Linked DNA regions of Homo sapiens: region 1 is linked to region 2. Evidence: read pairs that join two places in POLR2A ChIA-PET (ENCODE). Cell type or tissue: PC-3. All regions are shown on one strand. Links, peaks and the distances in the headings refer to the core of each region. The heading gives the core; the rest is flanking DNA. Region 1 overlaps LINC01565 (long intergenic non-protein coding RNA 1565). Region 2 holds the start of LOC124909428 (a long non-coding RNA gene).

The links. ChIA-PET counts read pairs that join two places held together with the same protein. Peaks named below come from ENCODE experiments on the same cell type or tissue, not always from the same donor. Only the 100,000 strongest peaks of a DNase experiment are listed, where the experiment ranks them.
Region 1: POLR2A ChIA-PET joins it to region 2 with 7 read pairs; 5 of 35 experiments call an interaction of 5 or more read pairs at or near these places.

Annotation. Positions count from the first base shown.
Region 1 is chr3:128,563,403-128,573,026 of GRCh38, forward strand. LINC01565 (long intergenic non-protein coding RNA 1565) reads right to left here. Exons shown (of 3, transcript NR_125802.1): 3 at 8,598-9,624. Among named protein-coding and RNA genes, the nearest start is that of LINC01565, 7.9 kb to the right of the region's middle. RefSeq lists enhancers at 3,498-4,176, 4,855-5,533, 5,534-6,210 and a silencer at 5,244-5,538. In PC-3, for the core only: a CTCF peak has its summit at 4,523; no DNase peak of the experiment used is centred there.
Region 2 is chr3:128,430,009-128,439,632 of GRCh38, forward strand. LOC124909428 (a long non-coding RNA gene) reads left to right here and starts at 2,398. Exons shown (of 2, transcript XR_007096075.1): 1 at 2,398-2,785; 2 at 4,071-4,975. RefSeq lists enhancers at 1,858-2,438, 2,439-3,018, 3,019-3,599, 5,584-6,271. In PC-3, for the core only: no CTCF peak of the experiment used is centred there; DNase peaks (open chromatin) are centred at 4,013, 5,253 and 6,483; H3K4me3 peaks cover 1,883 bases; H3K27ac peaks cover 3,735 bases.

The sequences.
Region 1 (9,624 bases), core at 3,142-8,141, 130 kb after region 2:
AATTCCAGCAGCCCAGAGATGAGAAAGGACCAGCTTTAAAGGTGGATTCAGAGATACCAGCAAAGGAGAGGAGATACAGCGTGTGCTGATAAACCTGCCCTCTGAAAATAAAGAAATAAACGCATTGATTTGTAGAGTTTTCCAGTTTCCATGGTGTAAATAACTCCCACTGTGGTCCATTTCAGGCTACCAACATGACGTCACTGAACAGGGAGTCAGGAGCTTTGCACATAGTCAACTCTTGCAAACTATTATGAGTTTGTCCTGCTCCCCACTGCCTGGAAACCAAGCAAACAGAGAGTTACAAAAAAAGAATTACAAGCATGAAGGGTGAACAACCATGTTAAATGCCGTTGACATGTCAAATTAGCTGAGGACTTCCGCAGTGATGGATGTAACACTTTGCCACGCAAAAATGTTAAACGTAGATCAGGCAGGATGCAAAAATAGCATAACTTCACACTCTGTAAAGTTACACTCCCCAGTACAACTTTCAAACCGGAGCAATAAAGAGAGAAACAATTCCCTGGATCATTTATTTTTAATCTCTCCTCAATTCTAACATATGCATTCAGGCCATAATTGTCCCTCTAAGCATGGCTTTAACTGCATTCCAACGTTTGTACATGTAATATTTTAATTATCGTTTGTTCAAAACATAATTTTAATTGCCATCACGCTTTTTCTCAGGCCTGAGAGTTTTTTAAGACTGCTGTTCGGCCGGGCATGGTGGCTCACACCTGTAATCCCAGCACTTTGGGAGGCCAAGGCAGGCAGACCACCTGAGATCGGGAGTTCGAGACCAGCCTGACCAACATGGAGAAACCCCGTCTCTACTAAAAATACAAAATTAGCCAGGTGTGGCGGCACATGCCTGTAATCCCAGCTACTCGGGAGGCTGAGGCAGGAGAATCACTTGAACCCAGGAGGCAGAGGTTGCAGTGAGCCAAGATTGTGCCATTGCACTCCAGCCTGGGCAACGAGAGTGAAACTCTGTCTCAAAAAAAAAAAAAAGAAAAGAAAAGAAAGAGTACTGTTTAATTTCCAAACATTTGAAGACTTGGTTATCTTTTTTTTTTTTTTTTTTTTTTTTGAGATGGAGTCTCGCCCTGTCACCCAGGCTGGAGTGCAGTGGCGCGATCTCCACTCACTACAAGCTCCGCCTCCCAGGTTCACGCCATTCTCCTGCCTCAGCCTTCAGAGTAGCTGGGACTACAGGCACCCGCCACCACACCCAGCTAATTTTTTGTATTTTTAGTAGAGATGGGGTTTCACCGTGTTAGCCAGGGTGGTCTTGATTTCCTGACCTCGTGATCCACCCACCTCGGCCTCCCAAAGTGCTGGCATTACAGGCGTGAGCCACTGCACCTGGCCAACTTGGTTATCTTTTTAATGAGTATTTCTAACTTAATTATATTGTGGTCAGAGAATATATTTTGTATAATTTCAATTCTTTGAAACGTTTTTGAGAGTTGTTTCCCAGTATGAATCCATTTTGGTAAATTTCCAATGTGGGCTTGAAAAAAATGTGTAACCTGAGTAGTTGTTGTATCTGTCTGAAGTTGGCTGATCATGTTATTTAAATCTGTATATCCTACTGATATATTTCTGCTTGTTCTATGAGTTAGTGAGAGAAGCAAGAAGTATATAAAAACCTCCTACTATAATTGTGGATCTGTCCATTTCTCACTCTTTTTTTTCTTTTTTGATTTTCCAAAATGAGAGGCATCCGTTTCTTCTTGTCTGTTTTCTGTTATCTGTTGTCTCTCCTGGCATTCGTTCGTGCAGTCTTGTTTCTGCTTGGGCCTAGCTACTATTATTGTGTGCTTGACGTTAAAATTTTAAACATTGTTAATAGAAATAATGAGACCTAGAATGCTGCTATCTTCCTCCAGAAAGGTATTCAAATGGCTTCTTCCAGGTGCCGAGGGCATGGGCAATCCTAAATCCAGCTGTAGAGTTTGATATTCTCTGAAACTGAGCAGCAAATCTCGCCAGGACTGGTGCAGGTCTCCAGTCCACCCGTATGCCCGGGTGTAGTGCTGCGCGGTCCCAACCAAAAATGCAAGCCAGGAACAAGCTCCCACCACCTTCTCTCCGTTATCCTCACAATCTGCGAAAGCACCGCTCAGCCCTCAGCCACCTCTTCTGACACTGGCAATCGCCCTCAAGGAAAAAGTGACCCCAAATGCTGAGCTCACCTTTCCCCATGTTTCCTTTGCGTGGATCTTCATCCCACCGTCAGCTCTCCAGTGCCTTCCGGCAGGCCTTCGACTGGACTGTTTTGTGCAGCTCCTCTGGGCGTCCTCAGTGGAAGGGCTGCTACAAACCACCTAGTGCCTTTGCAAAAATCAAAAGTCTCACCTCATTTTTCAAAGGAAAAAGACAAGCTTTTCACTCCACGGAAGGAGTCTCCCCTTTCCATTCCTAAAGAGATCTCTACCATGATGTTATATCAGGAATGTAATGAGAATCTGAGGGAAAAGGTCTGCGACTATGGACTCCTAAAGGCAGGCAGTATTAAGAACAGAGTTGGCAACTCGCAGCAGCCAAAATGCTAATACAGAATTCTGTTTCCACCAAAAAAAAAAAAAAAAAAAAGGCCAGACATGGTGATTCACGCCTGTAATTCCAACATATTAGGGGGCTGAGGCCGGAGGATCACTTGAGCTCAGGAATTCGAGACCAACCTGGTCAATATAGTGAGACCTCATCTCTATAAAAAAATTAAAAATTAATTGAATATAGTGGTACACACCTGTAGTCCCAGTTAGTTGGGAGGCTGAGACAGGAGGATTGTTTGAGCCCGGGAGGTCAAGGCTGCAGTGAGCCATGATCACACCACTGCACTCCAGCCTGGGCAACAGACCAAGGCTTGTCGCAAAAAATAAAAATAAAATAAAATAAAATTTAAGCCAATGTCTTCAGTTCTGGTTGAATTCACAGCCACCGTTAAATCTTCCGAGCACATAGGCAAGATAGAAACACCACTGCCACTTGGTGACAGTGTGCTTTAATTGCAGGGAATGGGAAACAAAGGCCCAAAAGCAAGTCACAGATTAGAACAGCATCACCACAGGAGGTCTGAGAGCCAAGCCTCTGCCTCAAAATCTGACAGGGAAGGAACAATCTAGAAGACAGATTCTGAAGACATTCTGGAAAAGAGAGACTGAGTACAGTACAACCCCTGGTCCTTTCTTCCTTCTGCCCTAGGCCCCAGCTCAGCCCATCTGCTCACCTTCCCTATCCCTAGTTCTCACGGTAGGGAACAGCTTATTTACAAAGGGAACTCTAAGGTCTCAGGAGGAATTTTGGTCAATATTTTAGCCACTTCCTACATTCAGCCTCGCTCAAGGTCTCTCTTCTTGATTGTATTGTCCTAATCTACTTTCCCACCAACATAAATAGTATTTCTAGCTCTTGTCCTAACTGAGAGAAAGTTTGTGTTGGAATTGCTACTGGGAAATCTCTAGTGACTCTTCATGTTAAAAGAGGAGGAAGGGGCTGGGCATGGTGGCTCACACCTGTCATCTTAGCACTTTGGGAGGCCAAGGTGGGAGGATCATTTGAGCTCAGGAGTTCAAGACCAGCCTTGGCAACATGGCAAGACCCCATCTGTGTTAAATATATATATATTCAATAAAAAAGAGGAGGAAGGGAAATTCAGAGAGCTCGGCTAGATTGCACAAAGTCACAGCCTTGGTCGTAGGGCCAGGGTACAGCAGCCACCTCCCGACTTACTGCCCCTCTCCACATTACCTCTTGGCCACACCACCTTGTCCAGGCCAGGGCTTTTGCAGCCTGAGCTGTGGGGGGTGGGTGTCAAGATTGAGAAACTGACTTCCCAGAGACTATCTACATGGGGTCTGCGGAGGCTCAGAGCGTGGTGCTGGTGAGTACAAAGGGAGGTTCCAAGCCCTCCCTGAGCCCGTGAGCACCTTACACTCCCAGCCAGACCATAGTCGGGCATGCCGGGGCCACCACCAATGTGGCAAAGGGACACGGCTGGACACAGGGCACTTAGCTGGCCAGCCTTGTGGGTCTGCAGATTGATCTTCTCTTGAGCAAGACTTTTGCAGTCAGACTCTGGCCCTGCCATTTAACTGGTTGTGTGAATCTGAGTGAGTCCCTTTGCACTCCTCTGCACTCCTCCCCTGCCCGTTCCATGCTGCGGCTATGACAACACTGCCCATTCCACAGGGCTGTACTGAGAATGTGAGTTACTGTATTGAAATTGCTTAGCACCATGCCTGGCACATGGCACATGCTCAGGGTTAGCTGTTATTAGAAAGAAAAACTGAGGGGGGCTTCATGGCACAGGGGATGGATTTGGCTAAGGCTGGGATAATCACCACCTGCCAAGGGTCCACCCTGTGCCTGATATTTCCCAGAGTGGCTGCCAGCATCACGATGACCGTGACCTTGTGCTCAGAAGACATCACCACCCGGCTTCAGAGCTGAAGTTAGTGACACTCAGAGAGATTGAGTGACTTGCCCTGCTGGCAGGTGATGGAACTAGAGTCTTGTTCCAAACTAGGCACTTTACATATTTTACCTAATGTAATCCTCCCGAGAGCCTCAGCTGATCAGTGCTACTCACTGGGCCGATTTGACAGGCCCAGAAACTGTTAGTCCCCTGCCTATGTTTAAGCTCCTGGGCAGTGGCAAAGTCAGGATTCGAACCCAGGACCTCCACGCTCCAGAGTCCTTGCCTTTGGCAATTGCGCTCTGCTGTCCGGCAAGTCCATTGCAGCTGCTTGGTCCATTTTGCAGAATCAAAGCAGCGATGTGTGCTGGCTGTTGGGGGCGGGGGGCAGCATGGCCCCAGCTGAGGGCTTGCTGAGGGAGGGAGAGAAGCTAGAACTCGACATTTGGATGGAATGTTCAAGGGTCCTGTTGCCCAGGCCAAGCCTCTGCTTGAACACCCTCAGGGATGGGGGAGCTCACTGCCAGTCTGCTCCACTGTGAATGGACTTGATGGATTAGGAAGCCCTTTACTCCAGGAGAAGGTCACCACCTGCAACTCACTGGTCTCTGTTCTGCCTTCCTGAGCCACACAGATTTTACCATCATGTGAAACGATGATAACAATAATAAGAATGTCGTGGTGACTACGAATTTTTTGAGAGGGTCCAGTGCCCTAATCACTGTGTTTTGGGCTTTTTTTTTTTTCATGTACTATCTCATTTAGTATTTAAAACTAACTACTGTGCCCATCCTCACTCCACCCCAACAAAGACAGGAAGTGACCAATTTACAAACTAATTGTGTTCCTAACATTCTTTTGTAAGGCTGTTGTTTGGATGACGAAACCGCTTTCCCACATAAACAATGGTATAAATGGCTGTGGGTGCCCCAGCTAGCCCCCCGAAGCCTGGTTTACTCATCCCGCCTAAAGGGCCCCCACACATTTACAATGAAAGAGAACAGAACGGAGTCAGATTAGAGCCGCAGTCATTAAACAATGGAGGGAAAAACTGATGTTGGGAGAAAGATGGTTGTTGTCTCCAGCACTGGCTGCCTCAGGAAGCGCCAGCCCAGAAGAGAACGGCCAACTTCCCGCGCTGGGGCAGGGGCGGCCTGGGAATGGCTTCAAAGCCAGTCTCTCCCACTGATAGAACCAGACAGCACCCAGCCCAACATTTTACCCAAAGAATGAACCCAATGGTGGGACAGTGTGGAGCCTCAGAGGGGTGAGCCAGACCTGGCCTTGCCACTTCCTGCATGTGTGGTCCCAGGAGAGCTACTGGACTTCTCTGAAGGTCCCCATGCAGGGAGCAGAAGCACTACGGTCCTTCCTGGGGTGCACTGAGGACACAGAGACAGCGGGTGTCAAGAACTTAGTATAGGCCAGGAGCCGTGGCTTACGCCTGTAATCCCAGCACTGTGGGAGGCTGAGGCAGAAGGGTCACTTGAGGCTAGGAGTTTGAGACCAGCCTGGACAACATAGCAAGACCCCATCTCTAAAAAAAATTTTTTTAACAACTTAGCACAGTCTCTGGCACATAGTAGGTGCTCAATAATGGTGAGTCATATTGTTAAAAATAATAAAAGTTGAAGCCGGGCACAGTGGCTCACGTCTGTAATCCCAGCACTTTGGGAGGCCGAGGTGGGCAGATCATGAGGTCAGGAGTTTGAGACCAGCCTGGCCAACATAGTGAAACCCTGTCTCTACTAAAAATACAAAAAATTAGCCAGGCGTGGTGGCGGGCACCTGTAATCCCAGCTACTTGGGAGGCTGAGGCAGGAGAATTACTTGAACCCGGGAAGCGGAGCTTGCAGTGAGCCGAGATCATGCCATTGCACTCCAGCTGGATGACAGAGCGAGACTCCGTCTCAAAGTTAATAAATAAATAAATAATAATAAAAGTTCTGCATGGCCCATGCCTGGGGGAGAAAAGAAGAAAGAAATCAGGAAAGAGAGGTCCCAAATGCCAAAGGCATGGTGCAGGGTCCATAATCTGGGGAGGGGGTTTTTCTTATCTCAGATCTTGCATAGCCTTTCTGCATGGCAATGCATTGGGAGTTAAAAGTGAAAAAGCCACAGGGTGCGGTGACTCATGCTTGTAATCCCAACACTTTGGGGAGCTGAGGCGAGAGGATCTATTGAGGCCAGCAGTTGGCCAGCCTAGGCAACAAAGTGAGACCCCATCTCTACAAAAATAAGTAAATAAATAGGCATGGTGGTGCACACCTGTGGCCTCCAGCGACTCGGGAGGCCGAGGCGGAAGGATGGCTTGAGCTCAGGAAGTTGAGGCTGCAGCAAGCCATGACTACACCACTACACTCCAGCCTAGGGGCAGATCAAGACCCTGTCTTTAAATAAATAAATAAATAGAAGTGGAGAAGAACCCGACAGGTGCCTCGTGGGGACTCGGATTTGGAAATAGATTGAGATGCTATCTGCAGTCAGCCAGCACAGCCTTGAAGCCTCCTGATAACCAGGGCGACCAGAGAGTAACTTCAGACAGCAGAGAACTACACAGGCAGGTGGAAGCAACCTGAAGAGGAGGTTGGACCACCGCCTCTGCAGCTGGGGCCAATGGGCATGGTCTCCAGACTGCTAGTTCACCAAGAGTTTTTAACTTTAGGAAGTCATTTTCCATGATTATTTGCACCTGCAAAATTCCAGTCCCAATGTTCAGTTTGGTCATGGCCTGAGAGCCATTCGGTGCGACTTTAATGGCCACAGGATACTAAGGAAAGAAAGGTGGATGTCAGATAGAAAGGACGCATTCATGACAAGAGAAGGGCAATGGCACTTGGATGTGTTTTAAGACACTGAGGCTTTGCAGGAGTTCAAACAGAGAAAAGGAGGAGGAAAAGGGAGTTGTCACAGTGGTTACAGAATGTGCCAGATTCCACGGAAGCTGCACTGAGCCCATCAGCACCACATTCCTGTTTCAAGCAAGACAGCATTATTCATTGGCATAGACTAATACCATTCACTTGAATTTTATTCATCTTGTAATTTTGGTTGGATTTAACTTATCTTTCATTTTCATCTTGTTGTAGGAGTAGACAGTACCAATGTTTAGCTTTAGGTGAGCACAGATTGATTGAACGATTGATTGATTGGTTGGCTGACTTTTTAGAGACAGAGTCTTGCTCTGTGGCCCAGGCTGGAGTGCAATGGCTTGGTCTCAGCTTACTGCAGCCTCAACCTCCTAGGCTCAAGCAATCCTCCCACCTCAGCCTCCCAAAGTGCTGGGATTACAGGTAGGAGCTACCATGCCTGGCCTCATTTTATATAATGTTAAAATAAGCCAAAGTCACAATAGCCAAAAGGTGGGAGAAACTCAAGTGTCCATCTACAGATGAATGGATAAATGAATGCAGCCTGTCCCACAATGGACTATTACACAGCCTTAAAAAGGAAGGAGGTTCTGAGCTCTGCTGCCACATCGGTGAACCTGGAGGACATGATGCTGAGTGAAATAAGCCAGGCACACAAAGTCAAGTCCTGCATGATTCTATTCATATAAGATCCCCAGCAGTCACATTCACAGACACAGAGAAGTAGAAGGTGGTTGCCGGGGGCTGGAGGAGGGAGAATGGGGAGTTAGTGTTTAATGGGTGCAGAATTTCAGTTTGGGACAATGAAAAACATTCTGGAGATGAACAGTGGTGAGTGTTGCACAGCAATATGATTGTATCTCATGCCAATGAACTCTATACTTTAAAATGGTTATGGTGGTAAATTTTATTGTTTTGTTTTGTTTTGTTTTGTTTTGTTTTGTTTGAGATGGAGTCTCACTTTTTCGCCCAGGCTCGAATGCAGTGGTGCGATCTCGGCTCACTGCTGCCTCCACCTCCCAGGTTCAACCGATTCTCCTGCCTCAGCCTCCTGAGTAGCTGGGACTACAGGTGTGTGCAGCCACACCCGGCTATTTTTTTGTATTTTTAGTAGAGACAGGGTTTCACCATGTTGGCCAGGATTGTCTGGATCTCCTGACCTCGTGATCCGCCCGCCTCGGCCTCCCAAAGTGCTGGGATTACAGGCGTGAGCCACCACGCCCAGCAATTTTATTGTTATATGTATTTCACCACAATAAAAATAGATATATAAAATAAAGGTATGAAATCAACACTGGGAATGGGTAAAGTTTTTTTCTGTTAAAAGACCTTGGGTGGTCTCAGGCCAAGACAACCGGAACCCTCAGACTCATCCTTCCTCCGAGGAGTCCCCTCCGGGGACTACAGAGAAGACTGCTCTCCCGGCAGCGTCATCTCGGCTGACCTCGCTGGAAAGGCAGCTCTCTGTGGCCAGGTCAAGAGGGCTGGGGAGACCAGGAATCATCCACCCATGATGTTCCTAAAACCTGCCTGCGCATGGCAGCCACCGGGACGGCCTGTCAAAATGAAGATGCCTGGGCCCTGCCCCGGATACTGAGTCACAGTCTCTAAGGGTAAGGAGGCCTGGAATCTACACTTTTAACAAGCTCCCCAGGCACCTCTGAATACCCAACCTGCTAGGGTATCAGGCCGGGCAGCGCAGAGGCCTGGAGGAGCCCAGGTATACAATCCATAGAGCCGACTTCACTACTGCCTGCCACTGCCTGCTGTGTGACTGTGAGCATGTCATTCAGCCTCTCTGGGTCTCAGTTTCAGACCTATGGGTTTGGCACAAAAGCGCTTATGTTGGGAAGGGCTTGTTTTGAGGGTTAGCAATAAGATACATAAAGTGCCTGGTGCATAACAGGTGCTGAATAAATGGTGGCTGCAGTTAGGATTCGAGAGCTGGGAGAGACCCACCCAGCTGGCACTGGCTGAGAGGTGAGCAAGCCGCTCCCGCACAGAGGGCTCCATCCCAAGTGCACATGTGTTTCCTGCAGGGGGAGCACCTTTAACCAGGGACGTGGATGTGGCTTGTCACTTTAGCTCTGAAAAATGGGACAGAAGTTGTTGAGGGGAAATCCCTTCTCACAGAAAGCAGAATGGTGCTTTGGGAACCCCCCCTCCTTTTCCCTCTGCCACCCCCAATCTAGAGCTGACTGCACCTCACTCTTATCATCCAAAAGCCTTGCCCCTGACCGCAGGCTAGCCCAGGAAGAGAAGTAAGGCTCACCTGCCAAATCTTGCTGTGTGGCTTTGAGAAAACCACATAACCTCTCTGAGCCTGAG
Region 2 (9,624 bases), core at 1,786-6,785:
CAGCCAGAGGGGAGGCCAGACCGTGTCCTGTGTGCTGAGTGCCCGCTGGGCACTGGCGCTGGGGGTGTGCACAGGAGCTCTCACAGTAAGTCTCAAGCAGGGGCAGTGTTCCCGCTGTATAGAAGGGGAAACTGGCTCAGAGAGGTGAGATAAATTGATCAAGTCACACAGCAAGAAACAGAAGGAGCTGGGCCTGGAATCAGCCTGCACACTGCCAGTTCACACAGCTATCTCCTTCTGAAACCTGGGGGACGTTCTGGGCAAGTAGGGGGCAGGGCTGCCCCTGCAACACCAGGAAGGTGACCCTCATGTGGCCCAGCTCAGCTGACCCGGAAGACTCAGAGCCCCAGATCTGCAGCGAGAGCTGGGCACTGGAGTGGGGGATAGGGTTGCCCATGCCTCTCAAGGTTGTCACAGAGCCTGAGGCCCTGGCTGGGAACACAGAAGCCACCACAGCTTGAATCCCCGGCAAGAGATCTGTGTGTGACCCAGCCCCAGCTCGCACAGAAGCCTGCTGTGCACAGAGGACAGTGCTCCAGGCATGGGAAGTGCTCACAACAGCGGCTGCCACCCGCAAGTTCTTCATTCATTCATCGGCTCATTCATTCCGTCAATCAACAAGCCTGCAGCCTGGTGTGGGCACAGGTGCTGCCCTGGACGGGAGCAATGGGCTGAACTGGCTCCTGCCGACTGGAGCTGCCATCCTCCTTAGGGAGACAGACAGTGTGCAGGCACCAAATACACTCGTAAAGTGACTTCAGATCATGATCCTTAGCCAAAGTGGGCACGGAGGGCTTCCGGAGGGGCTAAGCCTTGAGTGACAAGAAGGGGACAGCCAGGCCAAGAACTGTGGAAAGAGGATTCCAGGCGGAGGGAACAGCAAGAGCAGAGGCACAGAATGCTCACGCTCACGGGAGGGAGGCCTGGGGCAGGGGCAGGAGCAGTGGGGTGGAGACTGGGCATGAAGGCAGTCCATGCCAGTCCTGAGGAGCAGTGCCACTCAGCCCCTGCCAGTGGCTGCCTTGTGGGATTGGGGACACGGTGTGGCCAGAGGTTCCGATTTTGCAAGGAAAGCTGGAGGTCTGGAATTTTGCATAAAGCATCCTGATTTTTTTGTTTTGTTGTGTTTTAGAAATGAAGTCTCAATCTGTTGCCCAGGCTGGAGTACAGTGGTGCAATCTTAGCTCAGTGCAGCCTCAAACTCCTGGGCCCAAGTGATCCTCCTGCCTCAGCCTCCCAAATAGCTGAGATTACAGACATGTACCATCATGCCAGTCTTATATTTATTTCTTGTAGAGGTGGGGGTGGGGGACGTCTCATTATGTTGCCCAGGTTTCAAACTCCTGGCTTCAAGCAATCCTCCTGCCTCAGCCTCTCAAAGTGCTGGGATTGCAGGCGTAAGCCACCATGCCTGGCCTCCTGATTTTTAAATGGCCACAGTTTATTCAATTTTTTCTGAAACTGTTCGAGCCACACAAAACCTTTCTGAGAGCCAAAAACAGTGTGTGGGCCACTAGTTTGAGACCTTACTGGGAAGTGAGGTCCTGGATTCAAATCCGGCCTCCCACACTTTCTAGCCATGAGACCCAGGCAAGTGACTTACTCTCTGTGCCTCAGCACTGTCATCTGTAGAATGGGGAGGAGGGTGTCTACCTTACAGAGGGCCTACCTTACAGGGTGCTGTGGAGGCGTAAAGGATTTAATTTACTCATTTATCCAGCACATATTTACTGAGCATCTACTGTGTTCCAGGGACCATGCTAGGTTTGGGGGTCACAACAGCCAACAGGAGACAGTCTCTGCCCTGGTGCATCTTACAGTCAATGGGAAAGACAAAAAACAAAATGAGCAACGGGAATGAGTACCACGTGCAGAAATGCCAATAGGAAGAAGTGCCGAGGAGAAAAACTAGGGCAGACAGCAAGGCAAAAGGAGTTGAAGAAGGCATGCTGACATTTTAAACCAAGGAGGGCCTCACTGAGGAGGCGGCATTTCAGTAAAGGCCTGAAGGAAGCGCGGGAGTGAGGCACACAGATGTCCCGTGAAGTGTGTTCCAAGCAGAGGTAGCGGCCATGCAGAGGCCGGAGGCCTGGCCGCCCAAGGAGAAACCAAGGAGACTGGGGAGGCTGAGTGGAAAGACAGGCCAGAGATGGGGGAGGTGGCAGTCGTGAGATCAGGTGGTCCTGGAGCCCACTGCGGGGTGAGCTTTTCCTGTGAGTGAGGTGGGAGCCAAGGGAGAGTGTGGAGCAGAGGAGGGAGGATCTCTGACTTGGCTTTAACAGACCCTCCGGCTGCTGCAGGAGAATGGGCTGCAGCGGGATAGAGCCGCGTACAGGAGGGAGGGTGCTCACTGGTCCAGGTGAGCACGATGGCGGCGGGACCAGCGGCCGGAACTGGGAGGGGGAGACGCCTCTGGGGAGACGTCCAAGGTGGAGCCAGCGGAGAGAGAGGCGTGGAGGCCGGTGCCTGCGGGTTTGGCCTGGGCAGCGGGAGTGTGGAGGGACTGTTTCCTGGAGCGGGAAAGGCGAAGGGGCTGGTTGCGGTGAATGTGGGGCTGGGAAGGCCAGCTGGCTCCCTGGACATGCGGGAAAGTGAAGAGAGAGGCTCCCAGGAGAGGGTGGTCCGGGGACATGGCGTTGGGCACCCCTGCTGGCACTGGAGGAGGCACCAGGGAGAAAGTGTTGTTGGAGCTGAGGACAAATCAAGCAGCCCGCCCGGACGGTGGCCGCATTTGCTGAACATTTGGAATTCCAGGAAAGGGCCGGGGGCCTGGAGGAGGACCCAGGTGATCCCCAGGCCAGGTTTCGGGGACTGCGGCCCCCCGAGGGGGTCTCAGCTTCTGGGCGCTGGGGTTGGGCAGCCGGGAGGCCGCCCCTCCCCCATCGCCCTCTCCCGGAGCGTCCGCCCCCTCCCCCGCGCCACCTGCGGGGTCGGTCAGATCCGGGCCTTTGTCCCGCGCCCCAGCCCCGCCGCCCCGCCTGGCTCCCCCCCGAGCAAACACAGCTGAGCGCCCGGGCTCGCGTGCCGCCCCCGCCCCCCAAATCTCCGGGCCGCGGGGTGGAGGCTTAGCAGGGCAGCTGCGGGCCTGCGGGCGGGCGGAGCTCGGGGCGCCCCTCTCCCGCTCGCACCGCCGGGGCGCGCCTTTGTCATGCAGATGGCCCGCTGGCGGCCGGCCTCGCCCGGCGGCGCTCGGGCAGCTGACCTGGGGGGTGGGGGACAACTCCGCTCCCACATCATGCCGAGGCTCCCGTGAAGACCGCGTCGTCCTTGCCCTGGGACCCGCTCCTCCCTCCCCCCGGCGCCAGGTGACCCACTCCAGTCGCTGGGCGTCCCTGGCCTGTGTTCTTGCTCGCACTCCCTGCAAAGGAACCTGCTGTCCACACACCTGGAGCCCTGGAGCAGGGGCTGGGATTTGCCGCTGCCAAGGGTGTGGGGCACATGTGGGGGGCAGCCCCATCCCTCCCAACTGGTCCTAGGCCAGCCAGACCTCTGTACCCACTGTGGGTGGCTGGGACCCAATCGCTGCCCATTCCTGCCTCAGTCTTCCCATCTGTACTATGAGCGCTGCTCCAGGGCAGAGAGGACTGGTGGGCTTAGGAGGAGGCAGGAGCCAGGTTTGTCCCACCGGCCTTGCAGCCACCTGGTGTGGTGGCCTTGGGATGATACGTCTGGCCTCACATGCAGCGATGTGGCCTGGGGATGTGGATGCCCGCAGCTCAGGGCCCTCGTGGGCAATGACACTCATGCTTAGGATGCCAGGATCCCCACCCTCCCAGACCTACCCCTCTCCCACCCATCCTGACCCAACCCTAAGGTCCTGTCTCCTCCTAGGTAACTGGGGTGGGGCTTGACTGGGGCACACGCCCACTTTCTCCAGAGCAAAAGATTCTCCAAAACAGGGGTGACCAAATGGAAAGTTATTTACTGCCTAGTGTCAGGAGTCAGGCCTGGGGCAAGACCTGGGAGGAGAAACATTCCTGCAGCTGGAATCAGGCCGGAGGAGCTGGTGTCCCCTGCCAGGGTCAGCTGCTAGTATCATCCCAGGAGCACCCTCTCTCTTTATTTTGCAGGTGAGTAGCCTGAGGCCAGAGAGCAGTAGGAACCTGTGGCCTCCCAACCCTTGTCTTCTCCTGCAAAGAACAGAGGATTGGGATTCACGCCAGAAGGTACAGAAATGGCCAACACAGACGAGATGCCTCAAGTCTAGGTTATGCGCATGGAATCACATGGTATCATTCCTCATTTCTGGAGTAAAAGGCAAGAATACTGACAACAAGCAGTGCCGGGCAGCTGTGGGACAGGTGGAGCCCCCATGGACCCTGCTTCTGGCGTGCAGTTTGTCAATATGACACTCAAAATTCTGCGGAAGCTTTGATCCAGTGACTTACCTCGAATAATTTATCTTCATTTTTTAAAATTTATTTATTTATTGAGACAGGGTCTCGCTCTGCCACCCAGGCTGGAGTGCAGTAGCACGATCGCAGCTCACTGCAGCCTTGACCTCCGGACTCAAGCAATCCTCCTGCCTCAGCATCCCTCAAATAGTGCAACCACAGGTGTGCACCAACACACCCAGCTACTTTTTAAATTTTTTTGGAAAGATGGGGTCTCACTATGTTGCCCAGGCTGAATTTATCTTTAAAGGGCACGAATAAGATGAGTGGACAAAGAAGACCCAGTTATGTCATGGGGAAACCTGGAAGCCACCCCAAGAGCACAGCTTTGCAAGTGGATGAGAGTTCCAATCTCAGCCCAGCTGTGTGATTCTGGGCAACTGTCCTAACCTCTCTGAACTTCAGTTTCCTCATCTGTAAGGTGGGAATAATGGCAATACCCAACCCCTCCAGGGCCGTCTGAGGAAGACATAAGACTACATGGGTAGAATGCTTACCTTTAGGCACACAAGAGACAATTTATATAAAGGAAAAAGTTGGTGGTCCCATATGATGGATTATTAAACAGCTTTACAAATAAAGAAGAGCCTCTCTGGGCCTCAGTTTCCCTCTTGAACAAAGAAAAATTGGTCCTGGGAGCTCACTGCGTGGCTCCTCGACTCTCTGCAGCGATCCCTCCCTTCCTGGCCCTGGCTGTGACTCCCTGGCAGCTGAGCAACTGGGTAGGAGAGGGACATGGCTCAGTCTGTCTGTTGGGCCATGCGTCATTCTCAGCTTAGACCCAGCCTTGCCTGTCACAGGAGAGGGCGGGGGAGGGGAGGAGAGCCCAGAGGCCCAACTCCTCTACCCCTGGGCCCTGCCCCTCTGGCTCAGCCAGCAGGAAAGGCCAGTGGAAGGTGGGGGGCTTGTCTCACTGCCCTCTCCCCCAGGGAGGGGCATTTGTGGCCAGATCCAGTTTCTGGCAGGACTGGTTAGTCCAGGTGGCCTGGATGGATGGCCGAGATAAGGTCTGTGCAGATTGGCCAGGCTGGGCAGGAGACCCAAGCGGGACAAAGACAGGATAGCCCTGGCCCAGCCTGATTCACAGGTGGGGTTAGGAGCTGCCCCTGTCTTGTCCCAGCCTCTGTCACCAGATTTTGGGGGCCAGGCACCCAGGTATCCTCTAGGAACCTCCCGTCACTGCCTGCGGTGAGGTGGCACAGAAAGAGGTGATCCTGGGGAGAGGTGTTACAGGTCCAAGGTGGCCCAGCACTTGAGGGGGTGCTGCAAGGAAGAGTTTTTACCAGCCCCTGATGAGGCTCTAAAGCCCAGAGACAGCATGACCTGGGGCTGCCTGGGTGTGAGGTTGTTGAGGATTCTGGGTTGCAGGTAGGCACCGTCTTGGTTTCTCTGTCTCTGTCTGACATTCCAGACGCTCCCAGGGCCTGGCTGGGCCAGCTTCCCTCATGGGCTTGGTTCTCACAGACCCAGTCACAAAAACCATGCTGCCAGCACTTAGTACAGCCTCAGGCCTATACCACCTCCGTCCCTCATCAGTGGGGTGCCCTCTGCCTGGTGGTTCCTGCCAGCCTCAGGCCAGGGGTTCAGAGAGCAAGTCTCTCTCATAGGTGCTATAGCCCCAGGGACCCAGGGCAGAGCACAACTCAGCCTCCCAGGCTGCCAGCAATTCACTTACTATACTGAACATTCTGTTTCCTCCTCCACGACCACAGCCATCCCTCTCCATGCCCTGTGTGCTCTGCTGCCACGGTCCCCTTGCCCTTGCCTCTGGTCTGGTTCACCAATGGGGACACCAGCTGAAGACTGGAAGGGTGGAAGGAGAGAGTGGCCAGAACTACTCATCCAGCATCTCCTGGGTTGAGGCTGGCCATGTCCTGACTAAGAGCCACAGTCCCCACTGTGGTGGGAGGGTGGCCCTCTCCTGGGCTGCAGCTTGGGAGAGCTCCAGTAACAGCCCTGCTCCCACTCCCTAGAGGCAGGAATGGTGGCTTCCTGCTCTCTGTACTGTCACCATCCCTTAAGCAGCATCTGTAAGTGGCCAGCTCATTAAGCCCTTTCCCCTAGTTTGCAGACTACGTCTCCTGCCAGGATCGGATCAGTAAACCTCAGGACTCTCACAGCCCTACAGGGCAGCTGGAGCCATCCCATTTACAGATGAAGAAACTGACTCAGAATCAAAAACAACAAATCCGGAGCCATCACATTACTCAACTTCAAACTATACTATAAGGTCATAGTCACCAAAGCAGCATGGTACTGGTATAAAAATAGTCACATAGACCAATGGAACAGAATAGAGAACCCAGAAATAAAGCCAAATACTTACAGCCAACTGATCTTTGACAAAACAAACAAAAACATAAAGTGGAGAAAGGAAACCCTATTCAATAAATGGTGCTGGGATAATTGGCAAGCCACATGTAGAATGAAACTGGATCCTCATCTCTCACCTTATACAAAAATCAACTCAAGATGGCTCAAATACTTAAATCTAAGACCTGAAACCATAAAGATTCCAGAAGATAACATCGGAAAAACCCTTCTAGACATTGGCTTAGGCAAAGCCTTCATGACCAAGAACCCAAAAGCAAATGCAACAAAAACAAAGATAAATAGATGGGACCTAATTAAACTGAAAAGCTTCTGCACAGCAAAAGAAATAATCAGGCTGGGCGCAGTGGCTCACGCCTGTAATCCCAACATTTTGGGAGGCTGAGGTGGGCGGATCACGAGGTCAGGCGATCGAGACCATCCTGGCTAACATGGTGAAACCCTGTCTCTACTGAAAAATACAACAAAAATTAGACAGGCGTGGTGGTGTGCACCTGTAGTCCCAGCTACTCAGGAGGCTGGGGCAGGAGAATGGCATGAACCCAGGAGGCAGAGCTTGTAGTGAGCCTAGATCGCGCCACTGCACTCCAGCCTGGGCGACAGAGCGAGACTCCGTCTCAAAAAAACAAAAAAGAAATAATCAGCAGAGTCTGTTAAGACAACTATAAAGTAGGAGAAAATCTTTACAATCTGTATCTCTGACAAAGGACTAACATCCATAATCTACAAAGAACTCAAACAAATCAGCAAGAAAAAACAAACAATCCCATCAAAAACTGGGCTAAGGACATGAATGGAACTAAAAGTAAATCTACCATTTGATCCAGCAATCCCACTCCTAGGTATCTACACAGAGGAAAAGAAGTCATTATACAAAAAATATACGTGCACACACATGTTTATAACAGCACAATTTGTAATTGCAAAAATATGGAACCAATCTAAATGCCCATCAATCAACAAGTGGATAAAGAAAATGTGGTGTATATATACCATGGACTACTACTCAGCCATAAAAAGTAACAAAATAATGACATTCGCAGCAACCTGGGTGGAATTGGAGACCATTATTCTAAGTGAAGCAACTCAGCAATGGAAAACCAAACATCGTATGTTCTCACTCATGTGTGGGTGCTAAGCTATGAGGACGCAAAGGCATAAGAATGATCCATTCATTGGACTTTGGTGACTCAGGGGAAAGGGTGGGTGGTGAGGGATAAAAGATTACACTTTGGGTACAGTGTACACCACTCAGGTGATAGGCGCACCAAAATCCCAAAATCTCAGAAATCACTGCTAAAGAACTTGTTAATGTAACCACTTGTTCCCCCAAACCCTATTGAAATAAAACAAGCACCACTTGTTCCCCCAAAAACTTATTGAAATAAAAAAATTTAAAAATAAAACAAAAAAAGAAAAAGAAAAGAAAAGAAAGGAACTGAAGCTCACAGAGAACTCGCTTCCCCACGGGGCCTTCCTTTATGGGACCCAAGAGCTGAACCACAAATGACCTCCCCCAAAAGCCTGGCATTTGGGCCACCATGGGGCCTGCTGCAGGCCTCTGGCCCAGCCCTGGGCCCAGCTCAGAGTTCAGGTGCCCCCTCAGTGCCCAGGGGCATCCAGGTTCCCCCAGCTGCAGCCCAGCCTGACCCCAGTGCTGACTTCCATGCAAGGAAAGGCAGCCCATTCTCTGTCATCTGCAGGGAGACACCCCCTGCCAGGGGACAGGCTCCAGGCCCCATCCCAGGAGCCAGCTTATCCTCTCTGCTGCCATCCTTCCCATCCTGTGAACTGCTCCTTGTCATTTCCATTCTTCAGGTGGGGAAACTGAGGCACAGATCAGAGCTCGGGAGCAGTGGTTCTGGACTGAAACTTGGGCCCTTCCTAACTGGATCTGCTGTTCCACCCTGAAGAAAGCCCCTCAGCCTCAGGACCCATGGAAGTATTGGGGAAGGTGTGGTAGGGAGTCTAGAGCCCCCTAGAGGCTAAGAGGATTGCAGCCGTGTGCCTGGAGCACTGCAGGCGGTTGGGGAGCAGGTGTCTCCACATCTGGGCTCTGGCCTCCAGAATGGGCATGAGGCCTCTGTGGGGCAGGAGGAGACCGGAGGCTTGCCCTTGGCCCTGCCTCCTCACTTCAGCCTCAGGTCACACCTCCAGCAGGGGCAGCGGCAGGTGGGTGCCTCCAATCCACATAGGGGCTCTCGCTCCCCTGCCCCAGGGCTGCTCCAATATTTGGGCCAGGGATAGAAGACAGCCAGCAATGGCCAGCCTTCAGTTCTTTTCCTATAGATGCCTCTCCCCTTCACCAAGGGAGGAGCCCCCCTCTACCCCCAGCTAGGGATGCCGGTGGAAGGAGCTCTTAGCTCCCCTCGTCACCATCTCCCTTCATTCTCAGCACAGACCTTGGGAAAGGCAACCCAAGGCTCACCTTAGCCTGAGCTCCCCCTGAAAGGACTGCCTGGAAGAAAGGAGTCTGTGTGCAGGAAGTTTTGGTGGGAAGCAATGCCAGGGGATAGGAGTGAGTGAGCCACAGGGGAGCCAGGCAGGGAAGGAGGAAAAGCAGCAGGAGGCACTGCCAACCCGGCCACCTCTGTGGGGTTCTGTGCTCCACCCCAAGGGGCCATCTGTGGAAACCTGTGGGAGGTGCTGAATGCTGTCTGGCCCAGGGATGGCAGAGGGGCACACAGCCATAGGCTCCCATCCATCCACTGGGCCACCCAGTGACCTCGTGCTTCTGGATTGCACTGTGTGAGTGCCAAGCAGTTCCCACAGGCAGTCCTCACAGCATGCCAGCTCTGGCAAGAAGTGAGTTGCAAAGCTGTGCAAAGACCACATGGAAGAGACCATGACAGCACCGTGGCTGGGACAAGCAGGAGGTCAAGAGGATGTGAAGTGGGCA